Regions from separate parts of the Homo sapiens genome. Here region 1 is linked to region 2. Evidence: chromatin contacts called from ENCODE Hi-C or POLR2A ChIA-PET data. All regions are on one chromosome and are shown on one strand. Each heading gives the region's core, a stretch centred on a gene start or an enhancer-like site at or near the end of the contact. The rest is flanking DNA. Distances are from core to core; before and after follow the strand shown.

Region 1 (3,576 bases), core at 150-2,649, 110 kb after region 2:
CAAGAAGAAAACCAAGCCTTTTACTAGACCCTAAATTATTTTCTTCTTCACCTAAAGGATATGTGTCCAATTACAAACTACAAGACTTTAAAAAAAAAAAGCAAACAAAACCCCAACTACATAGCAAAGGTCATCTGGCCTGCAGAGTGAATGATTAACTTTTGTGAAAGTGATTTTTAGGATTTTTTAGAGCGTTCAAAGGTACAACTGGAAAATGTTAGCCCAGGGGCAATTGTAAGAACACCTTTCTCTACCATCTGTCACACTACGAGCTCCACCCATTCCACCATCAGGGAAGGACCTTGACCCACATCCATGTTGAGGAATGTCCTCTATGTCAAGGTCAGGGAACAGCACCCACAGAGGGTGCCTCTGGGTCCCTCTCTGCTCAACTCCCTCTCTCTTGGTTCCTGCGAGGCTCATAGGGTTGCAGGGCCCAGCAGAAGGACTGAGTCTTCCTCCTGGACTTCTGGTCCTGGTAGGCTGTGCCTTCATGTCTCTCCTGTCACCTGCACTGTAAGGAACTCATTATGACAAACGCATAAAGAATATGGCTCTGTCCACTCCAGCCCATGACCTTGGGCAAGTTCTTTTTTCTCTGTGAGCCTCCAAGTGTTCATTGGCAAAATGGGTTTATGCTGCCTACCTACTCCAAAGGAGTGCCGAGGGGATTAAATGAGATAAAGCACAAAGCCCCTAAAATATGTGCCAGGCACATAGGCAGTATCTGCAAATCTTGGTGTCCCATCCTTTCCTTTCCTGGAGCATTCTGACCCACCCACCCTCTTTATGACCTTCCTACCATGACGCCTGGCCTGGGGGTGATGGAGCGCTTAACTCCCTCCCCTCCCTTCCCTTCCCTTTCCTTTCCTTTCCCCGTGGGCATTAGTCTAAGGAAAAGGAGTCCATAAGAGCACAGCATCTTTCTTCTGTCTTCCACAGCCCCTCTAATCTTGCAGGGAAGGAGGCTGAGTGCCCTGCAGCAGCACAGATATGTCCGGATGAGCCAGTATCTATACTGGGGTAACTGTCCACCCCCCACCCCGATCCCCAGTGCTAGGCAATAAAAGAGGCCCACTGAAAAGAGGACCCAGGGAGCTGGGCGGAGCCTGTGGATCAGAGCCCCCTCGCTGGGCACTGGGTGGGCTGAGGGTTACCCCCAGGCTGCAGAGCGCGTGTGGGGGCCGCCGTCAGCTAGTCTTCCGCCTCCCGAGGGCCAGCGTGGGCGGAGGCGGCGGGGCTGCGGCTCTCGGGAACCGCAGTGTCCCAGTCTGCTCTCTGCCTTCAGCGGGAGGAATTTCCCCAGCCCTTCACGGCTCGGGGCCGCGAGGAGCCGCGGGCGCCCCCTGCCGCTTCCGAGCCGCGGCGCGCAAGGCGGCCTCCCCGTAGACCGTAGTCCCTGTGAGTCTTCCCCTCCAGCCTCAGCCCTGCGCGAGTCGGGGCGTCCGCTCCCCTCTCTCTTGCTCCTCGCTGCTCCTTCAAGAGCCCGCGTCCTGGTCACAGACAGCACAAGTCACATATGGCGGTCCCTGGACAGAGAGAGTCAATGGCAGGGAGCCTTCTTGATGCCCCTCACATCTCACTGTGGGGCAAAGAACATCCTGGAAAGAGGCAGGAGAGAGGAGGAGAGAAGGGCCAGGGCCTCCATGGAGGGGCTGTGACAGCAGGAGAGGATGGGAGCCCAGGCTCTGCTTCCTTTGTACCCCCGGCCACCAAAGGACCCAGACTGTGCCTGTCCCTACACCGGTGCAGCCTTCCTTGCTCACCCGGTCCCTCAGACCTAAACCACACTTTGGGGTACTCTGTGGTAAGCACCCCAGTGTGTTGAGTGCTCAACCTAATATCCCTCTATCCATCCTATAGAGGGAGGTTACATTTTGCATTAGAAGCAAGAATCCTGCTTAGGTGGTGAAGGTGGTTTTTTCATTTGCCGTAACATTCTCTCTCACAGAGAGCACTGCTCACTCCGGCCTTTGTATTCTGAGCATTCGTAGGTCGGTCCTCACAGGAGATTCATAGGTTACAAAGTCTGAGAACATAATATATATGCTCACGAAAGAAAGTTACATCGCCAAAAATAAAGCTGGTTGAATGAGAGGAAATGAATGGTCTAGACTCAGAGACAAAGAGAACCAAGACCAGTACTGTTTGTCTCCGTGCTTGGCAGGAAGGGAGGGTGAAAGCCTGAACTCTTTTCTGATGTGCTTTGTTTAAATGCAGTGTGTGTGTGTGTGTGTGTGTGTGTGTGTGTGTGTGTGTGTGTGTGTGTGTTGTTCAGTCTACATGTTGCACGTTGGAACCCAGTTAAGCTAGGCATGTCCAGCAAACACCTGCTACAAAGTATCCACCAGTGCCCACAGTTGTCAGTGGCTGCTGTGATGAGCTGCCAGGCTGGCCCCTCTGCAGCATGAGTGTGCATTCTCAAGCTCTGCTGCATCAAGCTGTGTTCTGCATAGTGAGGACAGCCAGGCCCTTCTGGGAAAACAGGCTTCTGGAGCCAGAGGCAATTTTTCTTTCTCTAAAACTAAAGATGTGGGATTCTTCAGACTCTCAAAATGTTACTTTGTAGAGGAAAGAGCCTGGCCTGAGAATTAGAAGACCCGGGTTCAAATCCAAGCCCTGCCACAAAGCAGATACATATTATGGAGCAAAATCATGTATTCATCCATTCCTTCATGCAATTATCTATTTAACAACTATTCATTGAGCTCTTACCCACTGAGCATTGTTCCAAGTGCCGGAGATATAATACAACAGTGAATAAGACAAGCCCTCTCCCGGCATAGAGTTTATATTTATTCTAATAGGAGAACCAGCAAACCACTATGGGGAGAGTGAAGTATGGTGCAGGGCAAGAGTGCTGGGGGCTAGCTGTGTTAGGCTGTTCGGGGAGGGTTGGGACATGTCAGCATGGAGCATGGGATTTCTGAGCAAAGGGGGAAACAGGTACTGAGGCCCTGGGCAGGATGGAGCTTGGGTGTCTGAAGCAAAGCAAGGAAGCCAGTGTGGTATGGTTGGAACAGTGTGAAGGAGCGTGGTAGTTGGCGAGGAAAGAGAGAATGGCCCAAGTCAGATCACATAATCCTTGTGGGCCTTGGTGGGGAGTTTCCCTTTTTTTTTCCTAAGAGATGAGAAGCTATTGGGAGGATGAGAGCAGGGAAAATAAGCATGATTGAGTTTGCAGGTTGCCCCCCTTGCTCTTGTGTGGGGAGGACTGGTGTGAGGTCGGGGGGCAAGAGTAGGTCTGCAGCAGTCTGGAAGAGAGAGGCATGACCTGGCCTGGGGTGGGCTGACCTGCAGGGTATGAGGCCTACCTGGACTACATGGAGAAAGGAGAGCCAAGGGATGTGCTGGTGGGTTGAATATGGTGGGTGGTGGCCTCAAGGCTAACTCTTGGGACTCTGGCTGAAGCATGTGGCTGAAGTGACACTGTTTACTGAGGCGATGGGAGCTTTGAGAGGGAAAATCAGGAGTTCAGCCTGGGACATAATGCATTTGCTTTGAGCAAATCATTTTCCCTCCTCTCTTTGGACCTCTGCCTTCGCATCTGTAAAATGAAGGGGTTGGCCCAGTTGA
Region 2 (3,940 bases), core at 199-2,698:
GTGCTCTACAATTCTCTTTCTCTCTTATTGTGGTAAAATACACATATCCTTAAATTTACCATTTTAACCATAGTTCACTTATGTTAAGCACATTGACATCATGGTGCGCACCATCTCTACAACTCTTTTCATTTTGCAAAACTAAAACTCTGTACCCGTTAAACAGCAACTCCTCCTCCCTCCTCCCCCTAACCCCCAACAACCACCATTCTACTTTCTGTCTCTGTGACTTTGAGCACTGTAGTTACTTTGAATGAGTGCGTACAGTCCTGTATGAGTACGGTACTTGTTCTTTCATGCCTATTTTATTTCACTTAGTGTAATGTCCTCAAAGTTCCTCCATGTTGTAGCATATGTCAAAATTTCCTCCCTTTTTAAGGCTGAACTATACTCCACATTGTTTTCATCCATTCATCCATTAACGGGCCCTTGGGTTGCTTCCATGTTGTAGCTATTGTGAATAGCGCTGCTATGAACATGGACATACAAATATCTCCTTGAGTTTCTGCTTTTACTTCTTTTGTGTAAATACCCAGAAGTGGAATTGCTGGATCATATGGTAGCTTTATTTTTAATTTTTTGAGGAACTTCCACAAAGGTTGCACCATCATACGTTCCCATCAACAGTGCACAAGGTTTCCAATTTCTCCACATCCTCACTGACACTTGTTATTTTCTAGGTTTTTCTTTTCTTTCTTTCTTTTTTATTTTTTAATAAGCACTATCCTAGTGGGTTGAAGTGGTCCATAATTGTCTTTTAACCCTTAGGGGGCTTCTCTGACCAAGGACAAGCTTCAGGGGCAGATTTCTCGATCACAGCCCCAGGGAGTGAGTGGATTTTGACAGAGGGAACACAGGCCCCAGAACCACACTCCCTGACTCATTTACTCATCAGAATTACCCTAAATTCTAGCATCTTAGTTTCACAAGTGAGAAAACAGACTCAGTGTGGTTAAATGGTCTTTCCACGACACACAGCTGGTATTCGAACTGGGCCCCACACCACATAGGTGTGGAAGAACTGCGGTGTATGTCAGCATTCACACTGTACAACCTGAGTTCAAGGTAAGGACATTTTCTCTCTGATTCTCCCTGAGCAATACAACCCTGGGCAGAAGCTTCCACCACCCCTAGCCCACAGCTGTTCAGGCACCTGAAGGACTGGGTGAATAGGCAACAAAGCTGACTGCATTTATTATTTAAGCAAGCATCCCAGTGCACCTGTTGTGGTATTATGTTCTATTTATGATTACAATAAAATGTGTAGTCCCAGCATTAGAAGGTTTATGAGAGTTTCCTCAACTCTAAAACTCAGAGGGAGGGAGGGGCAGGTGCCAGCCAGCTGGGGTCCCTTCAAATGTGACTTGGTTGCAGTGACGGGCATAAAATTGATGCATTGGGCTTGGTTTTGCCTGATTTTTGTCCAAACAGCAGCAGTTAGGGAACTCTCCCTCTGGCACAGCTGGGTGGGGTCACTGAGATATGAATGCTTGGTACAGAGTGGTGAACCAGGAGATAAGGCAGGGAAAGGCTCCCCAGGATCCCAGCCGGAGAGGACTGGTCCCATCCAACCCAGCCTAGCAGTCGGCTGGCCTGTTCTACTTGGAAGTCTTTGTCCCAGACACAGGTATCTTAACTGCACCCTAAGGGATTACTGGTCATTCAACCTGCAGCCCTGGTAGAAGCCTTGGGAACCTTTTAAAAGTGAACACATAATTACTTCATTATGTCTCTCAGCCACAGGTTAGCTAGACTCCACTGTCTTCATGCCTGTTCTATTTATTTCAGAAATGACCATCACTGTTGTGACGTAGGTGTGGAGGGGCTAGAGGCCAGCCCAGTGGGAACTGTACCCTCAAGGAAGGCTAGGACAGGGACCAAGGGGTTCTGGCAAGCCCAGCTTTCAACAGCAACATGGAGCAGATGACAGTGGAGGAAGGGCCTGAGGCTTTACCTGAAAGGAAGCCCAGGAAAGGTCTAAGTGATAAAGGAATCTTTATGGATGGGGTCCATAGTTGCTGTGGCTTTGACACAAATTGTGCAAATATCACAATCCATGAGCTTGAAAACCAAATGGGGAAAATGAAAAGGTATGTGGACAGCTGGGGATGCAGAGGGATCTGTCACGGGCCTCTAATCAAAAGGAATGCCAGGGCAGAATGTGTGGTCAGTTATCAAAACATTACAGTATACTTTGGGAGGCTGAGACGAGAGGATCACTTGAGCTCAGGGGTTCCAGACCAGCCTGGGTTACACAGTAAGACCTTGTCTATACTAAAAATTAAAATTAAAAAAATTAGCTGGGCATGGTGGCACACACCTGTTTTCACAGCTACTTGGGAGGCTGAGGCAGGAGAATCGCTTTGGAAAAGGGAAGCTAGGTGAATTGAAAGAAAGAACAAGGCACCTGCATTTTGCTGTCAAGACACTCTCCCCCAGGCTCAGGTTTCTTCATGCTCAGCTCCTATTTTAGGCTTGGTGACTCAATAGCATCTTAGTCCTGGGAAGGACTTAGGGGCCAACTGGTCCAGCTGCACCATTTCACGATGGCTCACAAAAGGAAGGTAACTTGCCTAGTGTTACATAGATAGCTAGTGACAAAGTTCAGACTAAAACCTTGATTTCTTCACTCTCATTGCAGTGTTATTTCCATCACTTCATATGGTTTCAAAATTGCGCATTTCCCAGATCCCTCCTGTAAGACTTTGTCCCAGGACCCAGCACTGTAGACCCTTTGGACAGAAGCCAGCACCTCAAGGAGAGGCAGGAGAGGAGCACCTGGGGAGGCTGGGGGATGGGTCTGCCCTGCAAGTTAATTTTATTCACTTCAATGGGACCGAATGGAATCAGAGCATTAACGTGGTGAGTGTGTCTCAGAGCTGTCTAAACCAGTCCTGAATACTAACCAGGGAGCTTAGATGGAGCTAAAAATAACTGGCTAATCACCACCAGGAAGAATTAACAAGGATTCTGAAGAAAGGAAAATGTCTTAATATTCCATCTCTCTAGCAGCTGGGCTCCAGCTGGGACTGAAGTCTCCTCCTGGCTTCCACAGGGCAGGTAATTAGGCAGTGCAGAAGCTCCCGCACTTAGAGGAGCTGAAGTGTGGCTGGGGGGTGGGGGGCGGCCCAGCCTTCAGGAGGGTAAACGGAACAGGGTTATTTGGGGTGATGTGAGTTGGAAAACTGTGAACACAAAAGCAATGTGCTGTGGCAGGAGGCAGGTTTTGAAGAATAAAGTAGTTGTTGCAGTTTACAGCCCTTCTCCAAGAAAGCAAAATCCTTAATTAAAGGAAAATATCATTGTATTTTGCTCTGCAAAATCCTGAGAGTCTTCCCTTCCCTAGTGCATAAAGACCTGGGTCTGAAGGCACCACTGAGGTTCACGCACTGGGGACCATGTTGAAATGGGGTCCCCCTAGCAATTTCCCTCTTTGGACAAGGATCAAGGCAGACCCACAATAGACTGAGCACTGTGATAGAGCAGAGCATGTGAAACCACGAAAGGCACAGCTAGAATGATTCATTCACATAACTTGAAAGAGTAGGATTAGGAACAATGATTACATGTTGTAAAAGGTCAGTTGAAAAGAAATAAAGAAATATTATTTTGTAAAGGGCAGGGTAATGTTCAAAGTTTACTTCCTCTATAAAGTTGTAAACTATAAAGTATATGGGACAGGTTTCAATCAATTTAGAAGTTTATTTTGTCAAGGTTAAGGATTATGACCTGTGGCACAGCCCCAAGAGCTCCTGAGAGCATGTGCCCAAGGTGGTTGGGTTACAGCTTGATTGTGTATGTTTTAGGGAGACACAAGACATCAATCAATACATGTGAGGTAAGCATTTGTTGGGTCCAGAAAGGCAGGACGTCTCTAAGCAGTGGATGCGGGGGCTTTCCAGGCCATAGGTGGATTCAAAGATTTTCTGATTGGCAATTG

The links. A loop is a pair of places that touch in the nucleus more often than their neighbours do. ChIA-PET counts read pairs that join two places held with the same protein, here RNA polymerase II (POLR2A). Pooled maps may share reads with other maps.
Region 1: a loop to region 2 is called in a map with no recorded cell type, with 4 times the contacts of the local background. The contact joins two enhancer-like sites. A Hi-C loop is called at or near these places in 1 of 37 single-sample maps with no recorded cell type and 4 of 50 pooled maps. POLR2A ChIA-PET finds 5 or more read pairs at or near these places in 1 of 52 experiments (activated B cell).

What each region holds. Positions count from the first base shown.
Region 1 is chr1:116,149,959-116,153,534 of GRCh38, reverse strand. No RefSeq gene overlaps it. Among named protein-coding and RNA genes, the nearest start is that of MAB21L3, 40 kb to the right of the region's middle. RefSeq lists a silencer at 1,029-1,448. Within about 2 kb of position 1,399, at least 20 of the 41 ENCODE cell types and tissues checked have a DNase peak (open chromatin) inside an H3K27ac peak, as active enhancers do.
Region 2 is chr1:116,254,664-116,258,603 of GRCh38, reverse strand. No RefSeq gene overlaps it. Among named protein-coding and RNA genes, the nearest start is that of ATP1A1, 120 kb to the left of the region's middle. Within about 2 kb of position 1,448, at least 4 of the 41 ENCODE cell types and tissues checked have a DNase peak (open chromatin) inside an H3K27ac peak, as active enhancers do.